Regions from separate parts of the Homo sapiens genome. Here region 1 is linked to region 2. Evidence: read pairs that join two places in POLR2A ChIA-PET (ENCODE). Cell type or tissue: Panc1. All regions are shown on one strand. Each heading gives the region's core, and the rest is flanking DNA. Links, peaks and the distances in the headings are about the cores only.

The links. Peaks named below come from ENCODE experiments on the same cell type or tissue, not always from the same donor. Only the 100,000 strongest peaks of a DNase experiment are listed, where the experiment ranks them.
Region 1: POLR2A ChIA-PET joins it to region 2 with 5 read pairs; 2 of 35 experiments call an interaction of 5 or more read pairs at or near these places.

Annotation. Positions count from the first base shown.
Region 1 is chr7:17,628,442-17,636,790 of GRCh38, forward strand. No RefSeq gene overlaps it. Among named protein-coding and RNA genes, the nearest start is that of LINC02889, 74 kb to the left of the region's middle. In Panc1, for the core only: no CTCF peak of the experiment used is centred there; a DNase peak (open chromatin) is centred at 4,809.
Region 2 is chr7:17,025,852-17,034,200 of GRCh38, forward strand. The region is part of intron 2 of LOC124901595 (a long non-coding RNA gene); the gene reads right to left. It also overlaps the pseudogene BRWD1P3. Among named protein-coding and RNA genes, the nearest start is that of AGR3, 150 kb to the left of the region's middle. In Panc1, for the core only: no CTCF peak of the experiment used is centred there; no DNase peak of the experiment used is centred there.

The DNA of each region.
Region 1 (8,349 bases), core at 58-8,057, 600 kb after region 2:
ATAAAACTAGATTATTTCACAAGAACAGTGGTTGCAAATGAGATAAAACCACAAAATCTTACTCTCAGGAGAAGCAAATTGAAAATGGTTTGGATGATGAGTTTCAGTCAGCTTTACTACATGAGCCAGAACATAACATAAACTCAGAGTAAAAGAAATTAGAAATGGAAAAAAAACCAGTTCCAAAGACTAAAAGTGAATAAGCCAAATATCTGAAATTTAACAATTTTTCATATTTATACCCATCACTTGCAATAGATGGAATTGCGTCTGTTCAGTCGGCTTGTGTTTTTTTGTTCATTGGTTTTTTATCAATATCCATCACCCAAAATACAGCAACTAAGGAATTTCTGCAATTGCTAAGCATAGAGCTTACATAGACCCATCTAAATTAGTGCTACCAAAACTCTGACGTGTATACAATTTACCTGAAGGCATTATTAAAATGCAAATACTGATTCAGTAGGCCTGGGGTGGGGCCTGACATTCTGCATTTTTAACAATTCTCCAGGTCATGCTGATGCTGCTGTTTCCTGGGTCATACTTTGAAAAGCAAGAATCTATACTAAATGTACTGAGGAAATACAGCAGGACATCAACTGTTTATCCCTAAGCCAATTGTTGTCCACAATAGTATCACAGTACACCAGTATGACCATTTCCACTGAAGAGGAAAGTGATAGAATTAGAACAAGCACCTGGTCTTGAGAATCACTTGTGTACACCACAACCTATGCTATCAGTGACCCAACCATTAGTTACTTGACAGGGCTATGTTGCCTTAAGAACTTGTGAGCAGGTGTGTGGGGCAGAAAAGAAGAAAGTGAAAATAATCACCTCAAGAACTTTTCTGCCATAACTTGAGAAGTGTACTACTTATTTTTTAGCCCTAGAGCTCCTTCCAGAAGGGGATCTCATCAGGTTGATTAAAAAAGACATATCACCAAAGTTATTAGTCATTTAAGTGGGCGGGGGGACAAGATGATATTGTGGAAATTTTAAGCATACCCTTCTATAGATTGACATTTATGTGCAATATATATGACCCCTGGTTTCCCAAGCACCATAGAGAAAGAACAATTTTCTAGCTAATATAGTTGAGATAAACATGAGCTGAGAAAAACAGTTCTAGAACTATTTCCAATGATTTAAGAAGTAACATGATATTCCCAAAACAAAATTAATTTTTAAAATAGATATATTTCAATTAGACATTAGAAGAAAAGAGAGTGATACAAAAGCTGCCATAAAAAACAATTTTTAAAAATTATTAATTTAGATATAATTATTTACTACCTCCTCAGAAGCATTGAAAATTAACTGGACTATGGAAACACATAAGAAAAGTCAATGCGCAATGACTAAGTGTACTATTTCTACATAGTTCACTGAAGGACTGGCTTTGCAAAAGCCACTAAATTTTACCTACATGAGTGACAAAGTTCTATTTCCAATAATCAAAAAATATCTGGCAGCAGTAAATTTTACTTGGTAACTTATAATAATCAAATTTAGGAGTATATTTTCTAATATTTTAAGAAGCACACCTTGCCTTATACATGGAAATACGAATTACTATCGTTAAAGTAATAACCACAGATAGTATGTGTAGCTATCATGTGGTTGTATTTGAGAACAGAGTTTCTTATCCCAAGCTTTAACCTCGGATATAATCCCTTCTCAAATGCCCTGTTAGGGTTTCTTTCTGAGCCTCTTGCACATTCTTTGGATTTATTTAATGATGGATTCCTTTGAGAATGGCTTGTATTTTTAAAAATAGCCAAAAGCCATTTGAAAACAAGGATAATGGACAAGGAAGGACAATAAATACTGTTTGAGGGAAACAGAAGTAAATAACTGGGATTGATTTTCTTTTGTAGCCAGTGAGTGCATTCTGAGGCCATTCTGAAGTTAGAGCTCCAAAAATATTTTGAGCCGCAAAAGTGTTATTTGAATAGCATTGTGATGACTTGGAAGACTAATACATATTTAAAGATTATTTTGTTGAAAAATTGATTCATTGCTCTTAATCCAGTGTCAACACATCCACAAGGGTGCACAGATGGGTTTCAGGGCAATCTCCTGCAACTGCATGTCAAATGTGGTAGGTACGTGCCTTTGGGTTTATTTGTTATCAGAGGAGAAAACTGTTCTCATCAGAGTTTCAAAAATGTTCATAATTCACAAAAAAGAAGCAAGTTAGGATGTCCTGCAGATATGTGTGCTCAGGCCACCTACTTACTTGCAGTGTAACCTTGAGCAAATTACTTAAACTCCCTAAACAGGAGTCTCTTCCTCCATAAAACGGTGATAATCATATCTATCCGGAAGATTGGCATGAGAATTAAAGTGAATGCAGTGCCTGGCACATGGTAACAACTCAATAAATGGTAACCTTGTTGATACACAATTGTATAGCCTTAACATGACTTAATTTCTCAAATATCCTGTTCATTGCCAAATAGCCTTGACTCTCCTTGTGTCATTTCATCCTTCTCTCAAGGCTCAGAGAAAAATGGTATCATTTTCCACACTGACTCCCCCAATCTCTCCATCTTGTTCCTTCATGTTTCTTGGATCTTACTTTCTCATTGCTTCCTTCAACATCTTTCATCTCTCTTCCTCTGCTGTGTTCTTCTCTCCATACTAGTTCCCCACTTTTTGCAAAATATTTTCTTGCCATAATTCTATCTATAATTGTATACCTCCTTTTCCTTTTACCATCTCTTTTTGAATATGTGGTGGGCTCCAATGTGTCCAGTTCTTAATTCTTAAATGGCTAAATATGGTTTCTGCATGTGAATGAAAATGAAAGGTCAGCAGTTACATTCCCAGGAGCTGACTTCTCTCGCAAACTGCTGGTCAGAAACAAGGCTGGTGAACGGTTCTGATGAGGCTTCATTTGGGCATTGTCCTGTGTATGGAGACAAAGATCTACTGCAGACCTTGTTGCTAATGTATTCTCAATTCCTCAATTTTATTCGTGCTATCAGAACAAGCTCCATCCTAACTAGACTATGTGATGCTCTTTATCAACTAACCAGCATAACATGCACACTCAACATGAACAGATATCCAGAAAGAATGACTTCAAACACTTTCAAATGTCTTCACATAGCTTTTCTCAATTCTCAGCCTGTGGTATTGCTTATAGCATTGAGTGTGGCAGCCTTACCTCAAGCTCCATAATTTTTTTTTTTTTGAGTTGGAATTTCACTCTTGTCGCCCAGGCTGGAGTGCAGTGGCATGATCTCAGTTCACTGCAACCTCCACCTACCGAGTTCAAGGGATTCTCCTGCCTCAGTCTCCCAATTAGCTGGGATGACAGGTGGTGCCACCACCGGCTATATTTTGTATTTTGAGTAAGACAAGGTTTCACCATTTTGGCCAGGCTGGTCTCAAACTCCTGACCTCAGGTGATCCACCCACCTGGCCTTCCAAAGTGCTGGGATTACAGGTGTGAGCCACCGTGCCCAGCGCTCTATATTATTATCGCTTGCATCTTAACACATCTACTCAAATACAATATCACTAAAACTGAAAATAATCAATAGCTAAATTTTCATCCGCCTGAAACTGGTTCTCCTACTCCACCTTCTTGAGTCTCCAGTTTGTGCCAGTGTTATCACTCAAGTTCCCTACTATGAAAAAACCGACCCTGGTGATGAGTTGACACCATGAAACAGAGACTCCAACAAGGAGTAACCTGCAGCACCTCTCTTCCCACTCCTAAGGGATCAGCTATCCCAAAGCATTTGGTCCTCTCCTTTCAGTTTAATCTGAAATTAGCCTAGTCCATTCCTAGGGCATAGATATGAGGTCTCCTATTTTAGGAACTAGGTCTTGCTCTGAAGGTCCAAATTTCTTGAGGTCAAAAGTAATTAAATTTGGAAAACTTTCCATTATGGTGAGCGAAAATCTCCAATACAATTAATTCAGAGTTTTAATAGGGCTTTTTATGATTTTAATAATGCTATCCATATTTGTAAGCAAATTAGAGCTTCAAAAGACCATTTCATCTCTTTCTATATTATATATGTGCACATACACACAAACACACACACACATAAACATGTGCAGTTATTTATTAGTCAAAGATTTATTGAGCAACTTTCATACTCAAGTTAGGTTGTTAGGCAAATGGGATACGAAGATGACTAAAATATCATCTCTGTCCTGGAAAAGGTCATTACTAGAGGAGACAAATATATAAACAAATAACATCGTAACAATAGCAGTTGTACTAGCTAACTCTTGCTGTGTGCTTCCTGTTTGCTAGACACTTTGTCAAGTGCTTTACATGGATATTTTATTTAATAGTGTGCAATAATACTACAGGTAGGTACTATTATAGATAAACAGAGGTTTTAAAGATGTTGGGTGCCTTGTCCAAGCCTATGAATGGGCAAAAGCTTCAAACCTAAGTCTGTCTAACCTGTAAAGCAAACTTTGAACTAGCACATTTTCTTGCATCCAAAATTCTGGAGGAGCAAAGAAACAGGAAGAATGCCATGGGGTATGCAGCAAGGAAGGTGGTTCTTACTCCACAGCTAGTCTTGGACTTACTAGAGAAAAGGGACACTGATTGAGTCCCTAGAACCTAAAGCCTAGGGAATAAAAGGAGGCAAGGAGCAGGGGTCCTTCCAAAGTCAGAGCTGCATTGCTGGGAACTGCTTTATCAATTGGCCCAGGCAGCCCAACCCTCGGTACAAGAGGCATAGGAGGACTCCCTTGCCTCTCTTTGTACCTCTCAGTTAGGTTTACCAATAGCTCAGACATTGTTGATCTGTGTTGTCATTCCCATTTATCACTACAGTGTGAGTCATTGTTTTCCCATACTGCTTCTTTGAAGAAGCAATAGATGTGATCCACACCCATTTTACACTGGTCAGCAGCACTGGAATTGAGGAACAACCAAGGACAGTTACACAACAAAATTTTTGGTAACACAGGCCTAATATCTGCCTCATAAAACTTTTCTATTTTTTTTTTTTTTTTTTGAGACAGGGTCTCACTCTGTTACCCAGGCTGGAGTGCAGTGGTGCAATCTTAGCTCACAGTAACCTCTGCCTCTGGGGTTCTATTTATCCTCCCACCTCAGCTTCCCAAGTAGCTAGGTCTACAGGTATGCACCACCATGCCCAGCTAATTTTTGTATATATTTTTGGTAGAGGTAGGATGTCACCATGTTGCCCAGGCTGGTCTTGAACTCCTGGGATCAAGCAATCTGCCCACCTTGGCCTCTCAAAGTGTTGAGATTACAAGCATGAGCTACCGTGCCCAGCCTATAAAACTTCTCTTAGAAAAAAAAAAGTTATCAGGTATCTTGAGCTCTTTCAAAAAGGCAAAACAAATTCTTAGTAACATTTATGTACTTCTCATACTTTTTGCTATGGGAAAAGATACTTTTTGCTACGGGAAGACTTTTTAATTGACACATAACAATTGTACATATTTATGGGGTACAAGTGATGTTGTGATATATGTATACAATGTATAATTATAAAATCAGGATAATTGGCATGCCCATCTCCTCAGACACTTATCTCTTTGTCTTCAGAACATTCAAAATTCTTTTATCTATTTTGAAATGTATAATAAATTATTGTTAACTATGTGTTATAGAACACTATTGTGTTCTATAGACACTAGAACTTATTCTTTCTATCTAAGTATAATTTTGTACTTTTTAATCAACCTCTCCCTATTCCTCCTCCCCTTTACCTTTCCCAGCCTCTGTAATCACTATTCTACTCTCGACTATGAGATCAACTTTTTTAGCTCCCAAATCTCAGATAACATGTGGTATTTGTCTTTCTGTGCCTGGCTTATTTCACTTAACATAATGTCCTCCAGGTTCATCCATGTTGCTGCAAATGACAGGATTTTATTCTTTTTTATGGCTGAATAATACTCCTTTCTGTGTATTTACCACATTTTCTTTATCCATTCATTCACTGATGGACACTTAGATTCCATATCTTTGCTACTGTGAATAGTGCTGCAATAAATATGAGAATGTGGATATCACTTCAACACACTGATTTCCTTTCATTGGGATATATACTCAGTACTGGGATTGCTAGATCATATGGTAACCCTATTTTTAGTTTTTAAGGATCCTCCATACTGTATTTTATAATGACTGCACTAATTTTCACTCCCACTAACAGTATATGAATTCCTCTTTCTCCGCATCTTTGCCAGTATGTCTTTTATTTATCTTATTGATTATAGCTATTTTAACTGAGGTGAGATGATATCTCACTGTGGCTTTGATTTGCATTTCCATGATGATTCGTGATGTTGAACATTTTTTCTTATACCTGTTGGCCATTTGTAGGTCTTCTCTTGAGAAATGTCTATTCAAATCATTTGCCCATTTTTAAATTGGATTGTTTGGGTTTTTTTTTTTTTTTTGCTATTGAGTTCCTTATATATTCTGGATATTAATCAACACAGGGAATATTAATCCCCTATCTGTGAATAGTTTGCAGCTATTTTCTCCCATCCTGTAAGTTGTCTCTTCATTCTGTTGTTTCCTTTGCTGTGCAGAAGCTGTATAGTTTGACAGTCTCACTTATCTATTTTTGCTTTTGTTACCTGTGCTTTTGAGGTCTCATCAAAAACATTTTTACCCAGACCAATGTCCTGAAGCATTTTTTCTATGTTTTCTTGTAGTAGTTTCATAGTTTAGGTCTTATGTTTAAGTCTATAATCCATTTTGAGTTGATTTTTATATATGGTAAGTGATAGGGGTCTAGTTTCATTCTTCTGCATATAGATATCCAATTTCCCATGACCATTTATTGAAAAAGACTGTCTTTTCCCAAATGTATGCTCTTGGCACCTTTGTTAAAAATCAGCTAGTCATAAATATGTGGATTTACTACCATAAGACTTCCTATCAAAGGTGCTCAAAGTTCTTCATCCACTTAGTCTTCAAAAAATGTTTTCTGAGGCCCTAATATGCACCTAGGCAGTGATCCAAGTACTGGGGTAGAGCTATAAACAGAAAAGACAAAATATCTGCCCTCAGAAAACTTGTTTACTTGCAAATGTAGCTGGATGAAAACTTAAAACTTAGCTTGATAAGGAACTAGTCCTGACAACAAATTACATAGAATGATAAAAAGGACAAGATGCAATTTCACTTATAAAAAGAGCTTCAAAATGAGTTGGCAAGTGGATGAGATTCTTTTTAAGCTATGATTTTATTGTTTTTTAAAAAACATGTCTTTTTAATTTTTTTTAAATCAAGCTATGTAGAAAATTACAAAGAAAGAAAGCAATAAATCGCCCATATCCTCCTTTCTGGATTCGCTCATGCTATCTTTGATGAATACAATTCCAGACATCTCTGGGCAGCTTTAGACACAGGTAGATATGATGGTATATGAGAAGGATCACACTATATGTGATTTTAGTAGAATTATTAAATAAAACTATACTTGAATTTAAAAAGAAACAGAAATTGGAGTAAAACTGGCTTGGATTATTGAACTGTAAATAAATATTTTTAACGAACAGTAATACTAAAAATTCATCAAAGGGAGGGCTGGAAATCCACATGCAGAAGAATAAAATTGGAACTTTATCTCACACCATATAAGAAAATAAACTCGAAATGGACTAAAGACAAAAATGTAAGATCTGAAACCCTAAAACTACTAAAAGAAAACATAGAGGAAAAGCTACTTGAAAGCGGTCTGGGCAATAATTTTTTTGGATATGACAATGAAAGCATAGGCAACAAAAATAGACAAGTGAGATTGCATCAAAAGACAAACCTTCTTCAGAGCAAAGAATACAAACAGAGTGTAAAGATAACTTCTGGAATGGGAGAAAATATTTGCAAGCCATATATCTGATAAGCAGTTCAAATCCAAAATATTTAAGAACCCAGACAACTCATCAGAAAATAACTTAAAAATCAAATAACCTGATTCTAAAATGAGCAAAGAACCTGAAAAGACATTTCTCAAAGGAAGATATATAAATGGCCAAGAGGTATATGAAAGGGTGCTCAACATCACTAATCATGAGGGAAATACAAATCAAGGCTGTGGTGAGCTATCGCCTCACACCTGTTAGAATGATTATCATCAAAACACAAAAGATAAGTATTGGCGAGGATGTGGAAAAAAGAGAACTCTTGTACACTGTTGGTAAAAATGTAAATTAGTACAGACATTATGGAAAATGCAATGCAGGTTCTTCAACAAATTAAAATAGAACTATGATTCTAAAAATGGTTCAACAAACCCACTTCTGGGTATATATCCAAAGTAAATGAAATCACTATCTCCAAGCGATATCTGCACTCCCATGCTCATTGCTGCATTACTC
Region 2 (8,349 bases), core at 18-8,017:
TGGTTCTTGGATTGTGCTAATCAATATAACTGTAGCTGTATGTTTTCAAGATTAATTTTATGACCATATTTTCTTATCTCAATAGCAAGAACATTTTTCATTCTCTTGTCTATTGGAATGAGCAAATTATTTTTGTAGAACATTAGAGGGTAAAAACTATAAGAAGGCAAGTGAAAAAATTCCCTTTCCCCTACTTTATCTTTTGCCCTTCCTTTATTCCTTTTCTTGTAGAAGAAGCAGGGGAAAGAGGAAAATCCCATTTTCCCTGCTTCTCCTATGTGTAGATAGTAGGAAATTAAGTAAAAAATAAATGTTTTACTTGAGCTCTTATTGATTATTTATATTAGATGAAAAGATAAGAAATGGATAATGGGGGAGATTAATCTCTAAAAAATATTAATTCACAATAAGTTTGGCTAAAACATCTTAACACATAACCAACAACTGACCTGTATTTGACCAAAGCTATATCCTTGTCATAAATACTCAGACACCCATGGACAGTATTTTTATGTGGAAGTATGCTAATAATTACTTAAGGTAGAGCCTCATTTGGGAGGACAGGTACCTAAAGCCTTCAGTGTCTTGGGAAACCTCTGAGATCAGTGGGCGGCAGCCCGCGGCTTGTCTCTGTTTGGTCTAGTGCTTAAGTGAACTTGCTAACTAAAGCCTTCCTTCCTCCTGTGTAAGTGAATGAAAAACCTCTCTCAGTTGCTATCCTGGCTAAGTGGGTGAATCTGATGTTTTTGGGTTGCATCCACTGGGTCTGAAGTTAAATGTTGTGGTTTACTACTTATTATCTGAAGATCAGAGATCTTCAACTTCAAACTACTATGCATTTTGAGTTATTTGTAAATTTCTAGAGATTTTTGAGGGTGCCCAGCTGGAGTGACATTTATTCCTGGATTTTATCATCTCAAATACAGCACAGAGCCTTATCTATAAATTATTCCCATATTCTCCCTTTGTGGATATGTGTAATGTCATTTATAGAAATAAATACTTCATTATACCTTTGGTCTTAGTGTAGGTTCTGTTTTATACCTTAAGAACTTTGAAGAACTATGTATATGTATGAATCCGTGTGTGTGTTTGATATCAATATGAGTATGCTTATGGTAATGAAGGAAAGAAAGAAAAGAATAAAAGTTAGGTGGGCATACAGAGTAGTAAGCATCTTGAAAATAAATCAAAGTAATAAACACATGGCTTAGAATGCATAATAATTATACTGATTTTCAGTTTGTCAAATAATCTGTGCTATCATATTCCTAAAGCAGGCATGTTAATAATAGCATCATGCTGATTTAAAAGTGTATACAATAATCCTCCACCAGACACATTCCTTAAATTAAACATCTATTATACTAAATTTTTGGTATAGCACAGTGTGTAATTATTTGTAACTTACTCACATGTATAGTATAGTATTGGAATTAGTGTGCTGTAGATAGACTAGATCTTAGAAACCATCTAAACCTGGGATTTTAAATAGGTATCTTTTCTTGTGTTAATGCCGTCGAAGTGGTAGTGGTTGTGTGGAATATTGTTTGAGAATTCTGGGACTGCATGTAGATTAGGAAAAAGGAATTCTATAATTGATTACTTGTGTAGGCATCGACCCAGCATAGAGAATGTTGGCAAGTATATTAGGTGTTTTGGCATCTCTAATCTATTTCAATATCCTGAATTCACAGAAAAAAAGAGAGGCATTTATGTAACACTTCAGAGATTGTGCAACTCATTCACATATGCTGGCACAGTTTCTTTTCAACAGTTTTGTAAAGTATGCAATATTTCGAAGCCCTAGAAAAAAAACAGCTGCTTTTGTCCCTGGCTGGCAGTGATCATTTGTGGATCTTGGATCTGAATTCCAGAAGCTCCACAATATTATTCTCACAACAGCACATGCCAAAAGATGTCCCCACTGGTAGCCACTCATTCATATTGCTTCTGTCTACATTCAAATGTCAGGTAAGATTCATCTGACCAATGAAACCTGGACATTTGTCCTCCCACAACTGCAAAGGAGTCTAGGAAATGTACATGTCTTAGAACATGTTCTCCAGAAAGCAGAGCCTGAGGCAAGGATTAACATGTTGACACTTTCTTTGAGAAGTACAAATCCAGCAGTGAGGGTGAAGAACATGAGTAGAGAAAGGTGCTATGATGCATTTCTGTGTTGGTTCCTGTGTTCAGGATGTGTATCCACTGGTCTGTCGTACTTCTCCAGAGCAGTTAAAAAGAGGAGCTGATTCAGGGTAATCTTTAGAAGGGAGAAAGGAGGAGAAATTTATCTATGGAGCTTTCTCCCATATACATTTCCTGTTTTACTAGACTGGCCTCACCACGGGCTAGTTCCCTCAGACTTTCAACTTGGGTAATTCAGGTCACTGTTGAATCCCACTCCTGGTACTGTGGCGTTTCCTCTAGGTCTGGAAATGTAGGGGAAAATCAGGGTGGATTGCTTCAACAGCTGAGGGATGTGGACCATGTGCCCAGAACTTCATCTCAGCCTCCTCCCAGGCTGCAAGCTCAGCAGAGTGAGGCAAAGTTCAGATATGGGTGGCACCTTTAGAAGGAAGAAGGCAGTCAAGGGAATCTAAGGATACATACCACGTTTTTACCCTATATAGTCAGGTTTTTGGTTTCTACCTTAAGAAGGCTGTTTTCACAACATAGAAAGCTCCCACGACATAGGGAGGGTACTCAAAAGATGTTGGGCACCCCCAATGGCAGATGTTCATTACCACCTCCCGCACCTGATCACCCAACTAAAGCATGTCTCCCTTGTCACTCCCTCCACAGCTCGCTAGGGTTTTTCTTCCTTAGAGCGTACCAAAATCTAAGCTTCACTAAGGCAGTATTACTTCTGTTTTCATCATCATTGTATACTCAGGAGTGAATACAGTGCCTGGTACAATATAAGTTTGGATAAATATTTGTTGGTTAGATGAATGAATGAATGAATACCAGACAGCAAATTATGAGCTAAACAATGGTATAGGTGGTTATTACAGGGATGAAGATAAAGAAAATAATCTTCACCCAACTTGGAAAAGTTTCACAGAAGAGGTGGGACCTGGGTTAGGCCTTGGCATATAGTTTTAACCAGAAAAGTAAAGAGAGTAGAGATACTCAAGGCAGAAAAGCCATGAAAGTAAAGATACATATGTGAAAATGGTCTTCATTGGTTCATAAGATGATGAAGAAACCAATGCTCTATCAAATTTCTGGCAAACGTATTAATACATATATTTATCTATGGATTTCTGCTGATCTCTAATTATTTTCCTAACTGAGAGGTCTACAAAGCATTGTATTGGAAGCAGGCCTTAATCTATCATGTCCAAACCTCTCCTGAGAGACATTTTCCTTCAGTGACCTGGGAAGCTGAACTTTCTTAATTGGATTAGTGGCATTTTGCTGTTTCAAACTGAAACAGGATCTACTGCCCTATACTAGCTAGCGCTTTATAATCTACATCATCTATTTTGCGGTCATTGTTGAAGCATCAGAGCTAACCCAGGGAGACAGGAAGTGGCATTAGATTTTTTTCTGTTTTAGCCCTGCTTAGAGATGTAGTCCAAGATGATAAAAACAATGTGACCTTTCTAGATCAGAATACGTTTTTGCTGTAGAGCTGAGGTTCACAAAGAAAAGCCTAAAGGAACTTTTCAGTGATTCAGGGTGGATATCTCCTGGGCACTTAATATTGCAAAGGGCCTTCGATTCAACCCACTTGCCCTCGGCTATTTTCTTAATGAGAAAGTGGATCCTACAAACTTTAATCCCATTTACCGAAATATCAAAGCAATCTGTACTTTATATCAAATAATTATATCTGAGGTAAGCTTAGGAAATTTAGCCATTTGTTGAGGGTTGTTTTTCCCATAACAAAGTCTCTAAATAGAATTATCAAGACTATCAAATGTTAATTTGTCAAGAGAAACAGAATAGCTAATAAGGATAATTAGATTTATATTGCAAATAGAGTATTATCATGAAGGTTTCCATGTCTCCTAAAGGAAGTATGACTGAAATATGACTGCAGGGAAGTCTTAATCAACCAAACTCTAGAGTCATTTTCTCTTCAATGTACGACAGAATCTTGCTCTGAGGCAGCGTTAGAGAGAATGCCACCCTGGCATTTTAGAACTCAGGTCTTCAACTGTGACTTATCTCCTGAAGAAAAGCACCCTCATTCATTAAATAGACAGGGAAAGGTGGCTGCCTGGCTTCCCTGGCTTTTCTGATTAAGAAGAGAGATGAGCATACAGCTTCTATCCCTGCACAAGGGCAAACACCAGCCTGCTGGCAGAATTTTCAAAGATTCCAAGATTTCTCATGGATGAGGCTTCCAATGACTTTTCCCTCCAAGAGTAGACATTGATCACCTTGTAGCAGAAGTTCTGAATACCTAATGCTTTTTCTGCACTTCTAGGAATCTGAGAGCATTTGCTCTACACCTTGTATTCTATCTAATTCTGCCGTCTCTTGTTCTCCTCCACTCCGAATGTTTCTTCTTATAACATTAGCCTGGTGAATTATAATTTTTTGAGACGTTGGTCGAGGTACAATTTTAAATTGCTTTTGTGAAAACCAATACCTGTTATTTGCATTGCAGGTAAGTTATTTCAATTTTAGGGCAGGGATTACAAATTTTTTTCGTCAATAAAATCCCAAAGAGGACAGAAAGAGAAGGAGGGGTTTGCTAAAAGAATGAGATTAGAAAGACAGCTGCTGACAGTAAGTTTTTTTTCTCAGGAAAAATCAGAAAACTTCCCTTGTTCTCCTTCCTTGGCCCCTAATTAACGTGACTACCCATGGGAAGAGCAGCTGTGTCAGCCACTTCCCTTTCCTGTCTTTTTCAATGAAAATGACCAGAAACTGAAAGAAGTTCACAGTGTGGCAACTGCACAATCTCAGTTAAATAGCCTTGAAGACCACAGGTTAATCGGTTGGATCCTTGGTTATTGAAAAACTGGTTGAAGAGGGACAGCTTCCCCTTGCCATGTACTGGCTAACACCACTAGTTTTCTCACTGTTCTTCTCCACATGACTGTTGGACTCCATTCCATGCTTCTTGCTTCCTCCTCTATATTCTCCATTTAGTTACTTTGAAAAAAAGCTTTATGTACATATAAAACTTTATATATATAATATAATATATATATATATACACACACTCAGTTTTGAAACTGTGAAACAAAACACCCATAATCCTATTGCCCAGAGATAAGCATCTTTAACATTTTCTTTGGCATTTGCTATGCACATATATGTAGTTAGTTTTGTAAAATTGGAATCATTCTGTATATTTTATAATAGTTTAACTATTTCTCACATGAATATACACTTCTGTAGTAAGATCTTATATGACTATATGTTCTTCTATTGTACGAAAATCCTATTATTCGGTCTAATTCTGAGTATTTATGTTGTTTTGAAATCTTTTGTCATAAATAAGACTGAAATGAACATTTTAGCATTTAATATTTTATAGATATCTCTGAGAATTTCCTTAGGGTAAATTTCTCAAGAGGGAATTTTCAAATCAGATTATAGATATTCAAAGAGTCTCCAGAAAGCTATTATTTATTTATTTCCCATTTAATGCCAAATAAGTGTTGATTTTTCAACATAGCATTACACTATACAATATTAAAGATGAAAGGTCTTATGTTTGATTCAACTTCTTAAAAATGGAAACTTTTATAAGGAAAAATTTAATTTCTTTAATTTATATGAACATTCTTGACTTCTTCGGTTTTAAAATTAATTTGGACAATACTGCCATACTTTAGTCTCTTTATGAAGTAGTGACAAATTAAAATTAAATACCTTTCCTTTTATTTTAGGATCTCAGATAATCCTCCGCAGAAGAGCCCATATGTAGGATCTATGTGTCTGGACACAAATTCAAAAGTCCCATCCCTCCTTGACCAACCAGCAAATGCATTAAGAAAACAATATGTGCCCCCCCATAGCAGATAGCAACAGAACACAGGCTATGAGCAGTCATGCTGTGCTAGAAATTTAGTTTCTTCACCACTCAAAAAGAAAGAAGGGAGAGCATTATACTAAACCTCTGTGGAATCTTAAGTGCCCCCAAACCAACAGACATATTGCATTTTACATGAATGGATTCACTACCACTATCATGACCAAAGAGCAGTTACAAGGCATCCTCTTGTGGTACTAGTACAAAACAAATAGAGAATTATGGCCCCTACTCTGGAGCTGCTTGCTGAAGTCTCTTCTAAGATCTGCCAGTAGCAAGCAGTGCTCATAACAAAACCATGACATTGAGCTTGACGCAAGTAGAGAAAAACAAAGGAAAACATGCTACCCCAGTAACTACCATATAACCACCTAAAACAGAATAATTACAAAGTGAATAGGGAAACAGAAGAAAAAAGAATATACATGGTTTCCTGATGCCACAGTGTGGCATTGCTACAGAGGACTAAGAAACAACTAAGGCTGACAAACCAGTCTGGCATGGAACTAAGAGGGAAGGTGGTTCCTTCTCAGTTAAGCTTTATGTTAGTGCTGCATTGAAGAGGTAGCATCACATCAGCAATAGCTTGTAACAAAAAATAATCATGGGATGTAATTTAATGTATGCTTAGGATCAAAAGAACCAACAATCTTTGCCCATTAACAGTTTAATCAGATGTACACATGGATCATATCACATGTACATACTTAGTTTAAGTCATTTATACCAAGCTAACAGAAAAAGGATAGCAATTCCAAACATTTTGCTAGCACATAACTTTGCAAAAAAATTAAATTGGTGAAGAAAAGAACCATGCAATTTTACATTTTTGGTGTGTGTTTTCAAGCTGCTTCCAAATTTATAAAATCACTTCCCTTTATAACAAAGGATTTTCAGAATCTAAATATCAAATGAAATACTCCTAGCACTTAAAGAGTTTATTAGACACATACAATTACGTTCAATGAAGTTATGAGGGAGCTTCAAAGTGGAAGATTAAGAATTCACAGTGATAAAACTTCAAACACATCTCAGAATAAATTCAAGCTTTTTAGCTAACATATGTGTCTTTATCAATTTTTTAAACGCAGAAGGGCCCATGAAACACACAGCAGAATTCAATGTTCTATGCTAAATGCAGAGAATTGTATAGTTCACAGCATGACTTACATATATTATCACCTTTCCTCCACAATGCTTAAAGCTATTAACACAAAGCAGAACACATCTCCACATTAACCTATGTTCTGCTGTATGTAACAAAGACTGCCTTCCTGCACCAAGGAAAGAAGTGACTCTTGAAATACCGAGTGGAATTTCTTTAACCAAAATAAGATTGAAGCACTGGCAGACCCACAGCAGGTGATCAGGAGCCACATGCTTAATGGACAAGACCAATTCTTTGCATTCAGTCTAATAATTATGTCTCAAATTTTTAGACTGTTGTGTTCGTTGCCCTCCTAGTCCAACCTCTTCAGCAGCAACTGGTGCTGCTTCAGCTCCAGCACTGGTACCTAGGCCACTCTCTGACACAGGCTGGTCAACAGGTACCAGCTGATGAGGAAGTACAGCTCCGACTCCAAGACAGGCACTGGGCATCTGGCCACCAGGGCTTGGCCGAGGCTGGGCACAGGGCGAGAGGTGGGAACAGGTGGTGGGCAAAGCATTCAGGCCCCATGAGGCTGGACCAGGCCAGGGCCAGGCCTCCACCCCAGGTACATGCCACAGCTAAGCTGTGCAACTCAGAAGGGTATAATTTAATGTATTTTTACCTGCAGTATGTGAACTTACTTATAAACAGTATTGATAATGTTACTTTTTTTTTTTTTTTTTTTTTTTTGAGACGGAGTTTTGCTCTTGTTGCCTAGGCTGGAGTGCAATGGTGTGATCTCGGCTGACTGTAACCTCCACCTCCCGGGTTCAAGCAATTCTCCTGCCTCAGCCTCCGGAGTAGCTGGGATTACAGGCATGCACCACCACCCCCAGCTAATTTTTGTATTTTTAGTAGAGATGGGGTTTCTCCATGTTGGTCAGGCTTGTCTCAAACTCCCGACCTCAGGTGATCCACCTACCTCGGCCTCCCAAAGTGCCTGGGATTACAGGCATGAGCCACCGTGCCCGGCCTGCCTCTTTTTATTTTACCCATTTTATAAGGAAAATGATGTGGAGTTAATTTTTATTTTTTGACTAAACTTGAATTAACTTTATTCATTGACATTTTATATATATACATAATATGCACTAGCCATTAACATAAAATATCAAGTTTTTTTGTGTATGTGTGTTTATGTAAATTTTATCTTATTCCCTTTCAATTTTAACACATAATGCTAAATTTAACATAG